Linked DNA regions of Homo sapiens: region 2 is linked to region 1. The links are chromatin contacts, found by Hi-C or POLR2A ChIA-PET in ENCODE. All regions are on one chromosome and are shown on one strand. Each heading gives the region's core, a stretch centred on a gene start or an enhancer-like site at or near the end of the contact. The rest is flanking DNA. Distances are from core to core; before and after follow the strand shown. Region 1 holds the start of EOLA2 (endothelium and lymphocyte associated ASCH domain 2). Region 2 holds the start of EMD (emerin).

Evidence for each region. Hi-C counts contacts between places; a loop is a spot of excess contacts on that map. ChIA-PET counts read pairs that join two places held with the same protein, here RNA polymerase II (POLR2A). Pooled maps may share reads with other maps.
Region 2: a loop to region 1 is called in a pooled map, with 6 times the contacts of the local background. The contact joins the promoter of EMD here to the promoter of EOLA2 in region 1. A Hi-C loop is called at or near these places in 5 of 50 pooled maps. POLR2A ChIA-PET finds 5 or more read pairs at or near these places in 2 of 52 experiments (A673 and activated CD4-positive, alpha-beta T cell).

What each region holds. Positions count from the first base shown.
Region 1 is chrX:149,934,941-149,940,303 of GRCh38, reverse strand. It overlaps EOLA2 (endothelium and lymphocyte associated ASCH domain 2), which reads left to right and starts at 1,813. Exons shown (of 5, transcript NM_001013845.2): 1 at 1,813-2,111; 2 at 2,824-2,871. EOLA2-DT (EOLA2 divergent transcript) reads right to left here and starts at 1,756. Exons shown (of 12, transcript NR_027456.1): 1 at 1,518-1,756. RefSeq lists silencers at 568-627, 908-987, 1,098-1,367.
Region 2 is chrX:154,374,973-154,380,593 of GRCh38, reverse strand. EMD (emerin) reads right to left here and starts at 1,299. Exons shown (of 6, transcript NM_000117.3): 1 at 1,028-1,299; 2 at 800-904; 3 at 575-652; 4 at 227-360. The coding sequence starts at 1,109. RefSeq lists an enhancer at 342-921 and silencers at 1,329-1,628, 1,639-2,058, 2,079-2,208.

The DNA of each region.
Region 1 (5,363 bases), core at 564-3,063:
AGCCCCAGCTTCTTACCCCCAGCTCCTCCTCCCACAGCTCTTTCCCACTGCCCCGCCCTGCTACCCCTTCATCACCGCTCCCAGCTCCGCCTCCTCTAGCCCCGTCTCGCTTCTCCTACCCCTCTGCCCACCCCAACAACCTTTCAGCTCTTTCCTCCAGCTCTGCACTAGCTCCTCCCCCGCAATTCTCACCCGCCAGCCTTGGTGCAGCTTGGCTCCTCCTTCTCCAGCTCTTTCCCGCAGCCCCGCCCCATCTGCTCCCACAGCGCTTTGCCACAGCCTCGCCCTGCTCCTCCTCCAGGAACGCCCGGCTTTCCCTCAGCTCCACCCTGCAGCTGAGCTGTGCACCAGGCCCTCCCACAGAGCTTTCTCGTGATTCCACCCTACACCTCCCCAAGCCGCCGCTCCCCTAAGCTGGTTCTCAGGAGTCCGCGGAGTCCTCCCGCAGCTGTTCCTCGCTCAATTGCCCACTGCCCCGGCCTGCTCCTCACACCACTGATGGCAAAGCCCCGACCCCAGACCCTCCCCAGTGGTTTCTCTCGGCCCGGCCCTACCCCGCCCCTCCAACGCCTGCTTCCAAGGCCCCGCCCCCAGCCCATCCTCAGCGGTTTCTCTCAGCTCCGCCCCGCCCCAGCCCCACCCGGCTCCTCCTGCGGCTGGTTAAAAGGCCCCGCCCCCAGCCGCTCCCCAATGGCTTCGCTCAGACCCGCCCTGCCCCGAACCCCCCCCTGCTTCTCCCGCGGCTGCCTCCGAAGCCCCGCCCCGCGCCGAGCCCCGCCTCTCCCCATCTCCTCCCTGTTTCTCCCGCGGGTGCTTCCAAAGCCCCGCCCCCAGCACCCCCCTCAGCGGTCTCTCTCAGCCCGATCCAACCCTTTTCTGAGCCCCGCCCTGTTTCTCCTGTGGCTGCGTGCAAACCCCACCCCCCAGCCCCACCCCAGAGGTTCCCCTCGGCCCTGCCCCGCCCCCCCAGCCCCGCTTCTCCAAAGGCTGTTTTCAAAGCCCCGCCCCCGAGCCCCTCCCCGGCGGTTCCCTCAGCCCCGCCCCACCCCTCCCCGAGCCCCAGCCCCCCCCGAACCCCGCCCCGCCCCACTCCTCCCCCAGCCCTGCCCTGCTTCTCCAGCACCAGCTTCCAAAGCCCCGCCCCCAACCCCTCCCCACTGGTTTCTTTCAGCCCCACCTTCCTCCTCTCACCAGCCCCCTCCCTCCCCGCGCTGGTTCTCAGGAGTCCGCGAGCTCCTCCTGCAGCCTCTCCTCGCCCAGATCGCCCATAGCCCCGCCCCCAATGGTTTCTCTCAGCCCCGCCCCACCCCCTCGAGTCCCCGCCCCATCCCAAGTCCCCGCCCCATCCCCTCAAGTCCCCGCCCCACTCTCAACCCCGCCCCAGCGGTTTCCTCACTCCCGCCCTTCCCCTCCCCCAGCTCCGCCCTCCTCCTCTCAGCCCCGCCCCCATCCCCTCCCCATTGGTTTCTCCCAGTTCCTTCCTGCTGGTCTCGCAGCTCTGGGCTTAAAAATCCTGCCTGGTGGTCTCGTCCCGCCCCTCCTCTTCCTCCCTCCGGTTCCTTTTCCTCCTTCCGGTTCTTGGTCTAGGCTGCCTGTCTCGAGCTCCCCGGCCTTGTCCTGGTTGGCTGGCGCGGGACAGGATCCGGTAAACTGAACAGCGTCTCCTTGTGGCAAGTGCGTGCGTACGTGCGTGGCGACGTCACTGCGTGGCTTCGTGAATACGTGGCTTCCTAGCGATTTGGCGGTGTATAGGCGTGGCTGAATACGGGCCTCCTGCGTACGTGCGTGGTGTACGTACGTGCGTGATTACGCGCACACGTACGTTCCTCATGAAAGGGACGACGGGAGCTGCATGAAAGCCGAAGTTATGGACCGCTAGCATCTGTCACTGGCCACCGGTTTCCGGGAGTAAGCGGCAGCTACCTTACAGCCCTGACACGAGCCGGGTGCTCTCTCTTCTCACCGCGGCCCACGTCTCCTCGCTGGCTCCGGTGGCCTCGCTGGGTCGCGAGGAGGCGGAGGACTGTACTCTGAGGCCAAAAGCCAGAGTCGGCCCTGAACGCCCACGACTCTCAGGGTCCAGAGGCCGTGAGACCGGCCGCGGCTGAAAGGTACCAGGGCCCCTGATGCCGGAGCCCGTGTGCTCGGCCCTCTTGCAGACGGTACTTGCGGGCTGGGGTTTCTTTCCCCTGGGTTTCGGGCAGAGAACCCGTGCGGGGCGCGCCCGAAGCGCCCTTTGGTGTCCCTTGCTCTCCCCATGGTCTCGGCCCCCCTCCTTCTAAGCGCGTGTACCCGCGACCTGCGTCTGCAAGTGCTGCTCCACACACAGCGGCCCCATCTCGGCCCGGTCTTCCCTGCCTCCCGCTTGGCCCCTGTGCTGTAAGCTCGCCTGGACCCCAGGCCGGGCGGTGCATAGCTCTGTGGCCTGTGGCCCCGTGCTCAGCATGACCTAACCAGAATTAAGCAGTGGACAATGGGATTTAGGCCCCCCAAACCCTCGTCCGATGACAATGGGAGGGGAAGTGTGATTTTTCTCCCCTCGGATGGAGCGTGCTCAGCTGTAGGAATGTGACTCAACTTGCTGAAATGATTTTCTGCTCTGCGGACTGGTGCACCCTGTGACCCAGACAGATGTGGAGGGTCCCACCGCTCTGATTAGCAGAACCAAACCGTGAGTGAGGTGCACATGTGTTACTCTTAGGACCGGCCCTCCCAGCTCTTGGTTTCCAATGCCTGCTGAGTAGAAGACCTTCCTAGGGCCATTAACCAGCTTTGCTGACTTGCATTTAATGACCTTTCCTCTTTATCTTCCTTGTTGTGCAGGTAAAGAAACCAAGTGGAAGAGTGTTTCCTCCTCTGGCCGTAAAGCAGGTACTCTCTGCAGCACCAGGTAGGAGGGGACTCAACCCCCTTCTTGCCTTTTCAGTTACATCAGTTCCTACTAGGGATTCCACACACACACAGTTGTTGTGATTTTGTGGTGATGACGAGAAAAGGGTTGGCTAAGAAACTGGGCGGCAGAAAAGAGGCAAACATTCACTGTAGCCATTTATCCCGATGGAAGTGGCCAGGCCCTGTGGGGGACATTCAGCCTCCGTCAGAAGTAATCCAGAACCAAGGAACCTGGTTATCTTTGGTCACTCATCAGAAGAATAATCATGCTCAGGGGCCACAAGTGTGTGAGGAAATGGCACCATGGATGGGTTGGTGGAGGGTACACGGGTGAGTCTTTGTGGAAAGTCATTTGCTGGCAGATATCAGCATCTTAGATGGGCGTGCCAGGCGGCCGAGGCATTTCCTTCAGCATGTCTTCACACAGCGAGTGTTAGAAGTAATGTCATTTCTAGTGGCAAAAGTGGGAAGCAACTTGTAACTCTCCATCAGTGGAGGAATGGTCAGGCAAATTATGAGACGACCAACAATGGGATATCACCCAGGCAGTGAAAAACAAGGTAGATGAAGATTGTCAGGTGGAAAGAATGGGCTTGATGTGCTGTCAAATGGCAAACTCGTGCCCTAGCCTGTGCAGATGTGTTGGGAACAGCAGTTTGCCAAGATGGCTGAAACAAAGGACCATAAAGGGGCTGGCTTAAAGAACAGACAATCATTGTCTCGCAGTTCTGGAGGATGGAAGTCTGAAATCAAAGTGGTGGCCAGGTTCGTTTGTTCTGTGGGCTGTGAAAGACAATCTGGTCTGTCCCTTTCTCTTAGCTGCAGGCGGCTGGCCGGCAATCTTTGGCACTCATTAGCTTGTAGAAGCATCTCCCTTATCTCTGCGTTTATCTTCTCATGGTGTTCTCCCTGTGTGCGTGACTGTCTCTCAAATCCCCCTTTTCATAAGGACGCCAGCCACATTGGATGCGGGTCCGCCCTGATGGCTTCAGTCTCACTTGATTGCCTCTGTAATGACTCTGTTTTTATATATAAGGCCACATTTTGAGGTGCTGGGGTTTAGGACTTCAACATACGCATTTTAAGAGGACACAATGCAACCCATCACAACTGACAAAGGCTCTGAGGTAGAAACAAGCTTGGCATGTTCCCTCAGGGGATGGAAGGCCTGTGTGGCTTCAGGGTGGTGAATAAAGGGGAGAGGAGAGGACGTGGCTGGGGTGGGAAACCAGATCAGGAGGGACCTTGAGTGCCCTGAGAGGAAGTGTGGATTCTGTGCTAGTTGGGGCAGGGAGCCCTTGAAAGGTTTCAGTAGAGGAGTGACATAATCTCATTGTCCCTGTACCAAGATCATTCCGATGGCAGTGTGGTCACAAGAGTGCAGAGGACAAGTGCTGGGGGGGGGTGGGGGTGCTATCAGGAGACTTCTTCAGAAGGCAGGGGGTTTTAGGGGATTGGATTGGGATTGTGGCCATAGAGATTATGGAAAGGGATCAGATTCAGTGTCGGTTTTGGACACAGTGCCACGGGATGTGGGCCGCAGATGTGGGAAAGAAAGGCAGGGCAGAGAGCAGCTAGGTCTGGGGCAGGAACACTGTAGCTGGTGATGCCACTCACAGAGGTGGAAGGGAGGTGGACTTGGTGGTGATGGTTGGGGTCCTGAGTATGTATGGGCCTGTCCACCTAAGGCTGAGTCTGAAGGGGGGTGGCCTGCACCACGGGATTCAGAGCAGGACGGTGAGCAACATGGGGGTCCCAGAAGAAGGGAAGGAGTGTGCCCAGCCATGCTGGGGCTGCTGAGCATGGACTAAGATGAAGACAGGACTGGCATGAGGCCGGCCATGGGTGCTTGTGGGGATAGGTCAGTCAGTGGAGTGGGTGGTGGGGGGGGTGGGGAATAAAGGGAGAAAGGTGGGGGTGGGGGCAGAAGGTTCAGAGAGGAAGTAGAGACTGCGCATGTAGACAGCTCTTCTGAGGTCTCGGCTGTTCAGGGTTGTAGAGAAGGGAGGCAGAGTGGGAGGCGCGCGTGTGCTCAGAGTAGGGATGCTGAGCGAGCATAGATGGTGGCTGGTGGCACCCAGGGCCCGGAGTGAGCCAGAGGAGCAGGGTCCAGAGCACAGCAGGCAACCGGCTCAGCTGAGGCAGCTCACCCCAGAGGCGGGAGAAAAGCAGGAGATCTGGAGCTCAGAAGGCTGCAGTGCAGACTGGGAAAGGAGTGAATACCAGGCAGCTTTGGCCCTATCAGGGCTTTGTCTCATGAGGGTGGGTATATTTTCTTAAAATCATAGAGCGTACTAGAGGTTGCGTTTATGTGTTGAAAGGAAGGACAGAGAGAGGAGTAGGGGCAGCTCAAGGGTGGAGTTCAGGGCCAGGGGGCGGGGCCACGGGCCTGAGGGGTGAGGGCGGCCACTATTTCTGACTGTTCTGTTAGGTGCCACGTACTGGGCTGGGTGCTCTTGGTGCCTTATCTC
Region 2 (5,621 bases), core at 50-2,549, 4.4 Mb before region 1:
CATGGGGCCTTGCCACTTGTGCTCATGCCCCAGCATCCCCTTTTGCCCCCAGGACTCTCAGGAAGAGTCTGAGCCTAGATCCCAGACCAGGGTGCTCTAGTCACACAGAGTCTCCCCGGAGGCCCAAGAGCCACCATTTGTACCCAGTGCCCCCCTGGATTTATCCAAACACAGCCGCGATCCCCTAGGTTGTACCCAAGTACAGGACGCCTGCCAGCCAGCTCACCTGGTGATGGAAAGCGTCAGCATCTGGGAATGAAGTCACTGACTGGCGGACAGCCCTGGACGGGCCGGCAGACTCGGGCTCCCCATAAGTCCTGGTGGTGAAGTAGCTCTCTTCATAGTAGTCGTCATTGTAGCCTTGGGAAGGGGGGCAGCGGTAGCAGAGGGGGCATCGGTGTGCCCCGCCTGGCCTGATGGCCCTAATCTGAATCCCATTTCGGGACCTGTAACAGTTTCTCCCTCCTAAGGCTGCTGGAGTGGTTGGGACTGAGGTCTCAGGTCCTCCCTGTGAGCGGGGTCCCTGACGAAGTCGGGTGAAGGTGCCAGCGTGCCCACCCAACCCCTGCCTTACCCTTGCTCTGGTAGAGTAAAGCGTCCTCTTTCTTGGGAAGATCATACATATCTGCATCCCCTCTAGTCGAATTCAAGTCTGGATTGAAAGGAGGAGACAGAACTGTTTGCCCCCCCAGACTTCCCTCCCCTTTCTCCAGTGCCGCTCTCGACCGGCCCCCCTGCCACACCCTCGCGACCCCATCCTCCCCGCGTCCCAGGCTGTCCCCACAGGCGAGGCTCTCACCAGAGAAGCTATAAGAGGAGGCGGCGGACGAGCTGGGGGGCGAGAGCCGCCGCCTCTGGGTCTCGTACTCGAAGATCTTCTTCTCGTAAAGCCTACGAGTTGATCCTGGCCGGACACGGGGCGGTCAGGGCCGCGGGCCGGGGAAGGCGCGCGGGGAGGGCAGCGGGGAGGTCGCGAGGCGGAGCACGAGGAGGGGGCCCGGAAGGGGTCCCGCCCGCCGCCGCGTACCTACTACAGGCCCGTGCGGGATGTTGTACCGGCGCAGCAAGGTGGTCAGCTCGGTATCCGAAAGATCTGCGTAGTTGTCCATGGCGGGTGCGGGCTCAGGCGGAGGCCTGGCGGCGGCCCGGGCCTACCAAAACCGGCCGAGCAACGGCTGCCGAGGAGCACGGCGGGGGCGGCACGAGCGCATCGGGAGCGGCCGCGCTCGCGTCACAGCCGAATCGTTGTCGCGTCACAGCCGAATCGTTGTCGCGTCACGGCCGCTGGCTCCGCAGGCTGCGCGCGCTGCGCGGGGCGGGACCTAACCGCGGGAGCAGCCGGCACAGACCGGCCGTGCCCTGAGAGCTGGGAGGCTGGGGCCGCGAGCCCAAACGTCATCAACGCGAGGATTGGCTAGCGGCGGAGAGGGCGGGGCCCGCCCGGGAGTCAGGGCGGTGGGAACCGGTCTCGCGATGGGAGCGGGCGGGGCCGCAAGCCCATATGTCACAAGCACGGGGATTGGCTAGTGATGGAGGGGGCGGGGCCCGCGCGGGCGCGGAGCAAAAGGTCTCGCGGTGGGAGCGAGCGGGGCCGCGAGCCCATACGTCACAAAACGGGGATTGGCTAGCGATGGAGGGGGAGGGGCCCGCGCGGGCGCGGAGCAGAAGGTCTCGCGGTGGGAGCGAGCGGTACTGCGAGCCCGGACGCCACTAATGCATGGATTGGCTAGCGGCGTAGGGGGCGGGGCCCGCGCGGGAGTCAGGGCAATGCAAACCGGTATCGCTGTGGGAGCAGGCGGGGCTGCGGGCCCAAAAGTCACAAACGCACAGATTGGCTAGCGGCAGGGGGCGGGGCCCGCGCGGGAGTCAGGGCGATGCGGCTGGGAGCCCAGACGTCACCCTGTGGCGTGCGGCGGGGTGAGAGGGGCGGGGCCTGCGCGCGAGGGACCCGGGACGTGCGAGCGGGCGAAGTCGGCGCTTGGGGTGGCTCTGGTCCCTAAGTCGCTTGGGCTTCGCCCGATCCCTGCACATCCCTACTCCCCGCCGTCGTCCCCCTTCCCAGGGCCCCAGAGCCTAGGGTTCCCCGGCCGCATCCCGGTCGGCCGCCCCAGCAGCGGCGGGAAGGGCCCGGACCCTAAGAGAGCGCGGGCCCCGGGCCAGGCGCTGCCGAGGGCGCTTTGTGTGCGCATCGCCCGGGAAGCGGCTGCAGGGCAAGGCCCGCGCCTACGCGATCCCCGCAGACCCCCTGCCATGGGCCCGCCTTCCCAGTCTGCGGGGCTCTCGCCCGCGCACATGTGCCTGCTGCTTACCACCGCCTACCCCTCTGCTTCCCTTCCTCCTCCCTCGCTCCACCCGGGAGGAAATGGGGCACTGGGCCAGGAGGCCGCTGGCACTCCAGAAGCAAGCAGTCTTCGAAGGGGCCCGGGCATGCCGACGGGCACGCCAGTGGGCGCGGGCAGAGGGCGCCGTGCGATGCGTGCAGAGACGACGTGTGCCCGCCTAACCCTTCATGCCGTTCATTCACCCGGGGCACTGGGGGGAGCTGAAGTGGGGCGTCCTCTCCTGTCGGAATGGTCCCTGAGCGCAGCGTGGCTAGGCAGGGGGCAGACGTGGGTGGCGAGCTATGGATTCCCATTCCCAGGGCCTTGATCAGATATTGGCTGTCTCATGGAGAAGAGAAAGGAGGTGACATTCATCATTCATATTCTTTTTTTTTTTTTTTTTTTTTTGAGACAGTCTCGCTCTGTCACCCAGGCTGGAGTGCAGTGGTGCAATCTTGGCTCTCTGTAGCCTCCACCTCCCGGGTTCAAGTGATTCTCCTGTCTCAGCCTCCCGAGTAGCTGGGAGTACAGTCACATGCCACCATGCCTGGCTTTGTATTTTTAGTATTTAGTATTTGTATTTTTAGTAGAAACAGGATTTCACCATGTTGGCCAGGCTGGTCTCGAACTCCTGACCTCAAGTGATCAGTCCGGCTCGGCCTCCCAAAGTGCTGGGATTACAGGCATAAGCCACCGCGCCTGGCTGTGACATTCACATTCTAAACAAAGCCAGCTGAGGGTGTATGGAATCAACTAGTGTGCCCCTCACTGGGTAGGCCCCAAACTGGGAGCATGAAGAGGTGACATGCCATCTGTAGTTTCACAGTTGAGGGCTGGTGACAAGGGAAGAAGAGGGGAGGGCTCTGGTCATGTCCAGAATGGCTGGCCTGGCTGGTGAGGGTCACAGACCAGTCATCCATGGAGGTTTGCCCATGGGGTGGGAAGAGGTAGACACCTGGGGGAGTAATGAGGAGATGGGGCCCTGTTTTGACTACACGCAAAGATCCTAACAAAGAGGAATCACTGTTGGCAAGGCCCCACTGTGTCCCCAGCAATATGGAAGGAAGTGTGGGTCCATGAAGACAGTGCCTGGCAGTGTGCAGCAGGAGAGCCTTGGGTAGGGCAGGGGTTTGCACCTCATCTTTCAGAGCTGAGGGGACAGATGGCAGTTTGGACTCTGGGCTGCTCAGAGGCTGCCTTGTGGATTTTTTAGTTTTGACAAAATCAGATTCCCCAGCACCTCTGCAAGCCTTCTGCAATCCTGGCCCCTCTCCCAGAGGCCTCTGTGTACTAAGTGCTGCTCCATCCTCCCCCATGCCACCCCTCCCCATACGGATCCAAGCTGTTTCCTTATGAGGTCAAGGAATTCTAGATTTGCCTTCTCCCTAAGGAGCACCCCCCACCCGTTCTGTACCTGCCTCGACACTCTGCCTTTTATGTCCCACCCCTTTGCCCCACAATCAGGTCCCACCACAGATGGCACCAGGAAGCTGAACTGTGATGGTCCCCCTGCACCCACCCTGTGGGTACCTGGAGCCTAAGTCCAGCCCCATTGCAGTGCAGCTCCACTCCAGACCACTGGAAGCCAGGCAGGCTCCTGAGCAGCAGAGCCTCCATCTTATACAGGGAGAGTCAGGACCCTGCGATCAGGGGAGACTTGTCCAAGAGCCCTGAGTACAGCAATTAATTCATGGAACATTCCCCCACCAGTACCTGGTCCCTGGGGGTGATGACCTGGACAGCCTCAGAGAGTTTCCCGTCAAGGGTAGGGTGGGATTTGCAGTCATCAGAGGGTCTGGGAAGGGCGTGTGCAGGAAAATCTGAGGGCCTCAGGGGGTTCTTCCTGGGAAGTGCAGGCAGAGGAGACATCGGGATGCAACCAATTCTAAGTCAAGAATAAGAAAACTGAGTTGCTCCTTAAGGATGGAATGGCTTGCAAGCAGTATATGCTGTATAACTTACAATCCCAACATGATTGAGTTACGAGGAAAAAATATCAACATGGAAACATTCCTCAGTGTCTATGACAAGTAGATGATTGTTCACTGAGCTGTTAACGTTATTTTTTTATTTGTATTTTTATTTTTATATTTATTATTTTTTTCCAAGACACAGTCTAGCTCTATCACCCAGGCTGGAGTGCAGTGGCGCAATCTCAGCTCACTGCAACCTCCGCCTCCCAGGTTCACGCGATTCTCCTGTCTCAGCCTCCCGAGTAGCTGGGATTACAGGCGCCTGCCACCACGCCCAGCTAATTTTTGTATTTTTAGTAGAGACCGGGTTTCACTGTGTTGACCAGGCTGGTCTCAAACTCCTGACCTCGTGATCCACCTGCCTCAGCCTCCCAAAGTGCTGGGATCCACCACGCCCGGCCTTTTTTTTTTTTTTTTTTTTTTTTTTTGAGACGGAGTCTCTATCACCCAGGTTGGAGTGCAGTGACGTGATCTCGGCTCACTGCAACCTCTGCCGCCCGGGTTCACGCGATTTTCCCGCCTCAGCCTCCCGAGTAGCTGGGATTACAGGCGCCTGCCACTGCGCCCGGCTAGTTTTTATATTTTTAGTAGAGACGGGGTTTCACCATCTTGGCCAGGCTGTTCTTGAACTCCTGACCTCGTGATCCACCCACTTCGGCCTCCCAAAGTGCTGGGATTACAGGCATGAACCACCGCACCTGGCCTTTTTTTTTATGTTTAGTGACAGGGTTTCACTGTGTGACCCAGGCTGGAGTGTAGTGGTGAAATTATAGCTCACTGCAGCCTCAAACTCCCGGGCTTAAACGATCCTCCCATCTGTCTCCTGAGCAGCTGAGACTACCGGTGCACGTCACCACGCCCAGCTAATTTTTATATTTTTGGTAGAGATAGTGTCTTGCTGTGTTGCCCAGGTTGGTCTCAAACTCCCGGGCTCAATTAATCCACCTGCCTCAGCTTCCCACAGTGCTAGGATTATAGGCATGAGCCACCATGCCCGGCCAATGTTTTCTTTAAGATCAGAATCTTCTTAATACTAAACAAACTTAACTTTCTCGTCCCCCTGAGCGATCCTGTTTCTGCTGCCCACCCCAGGCCAGACCTGGCAGCGCCTGATCCATGGCAGTCAGGTTCATCCCAGGGCTCGGAGCCCTGCAGTCCCGTCCCGGGGCCCTGCCTGACGTAGGCGCCCAGCCAACACCTGCAACGACCTGTTGCCCCCACCCCAGGAAACAATCCCGGCTTGGGACAGACACCAGGGGCTGTGACTGTGGGTGGCTCCTTGGAGAAGGTGGCCTTGGGCCTCGGCCTTTCCACCTGGGGTGCGCTT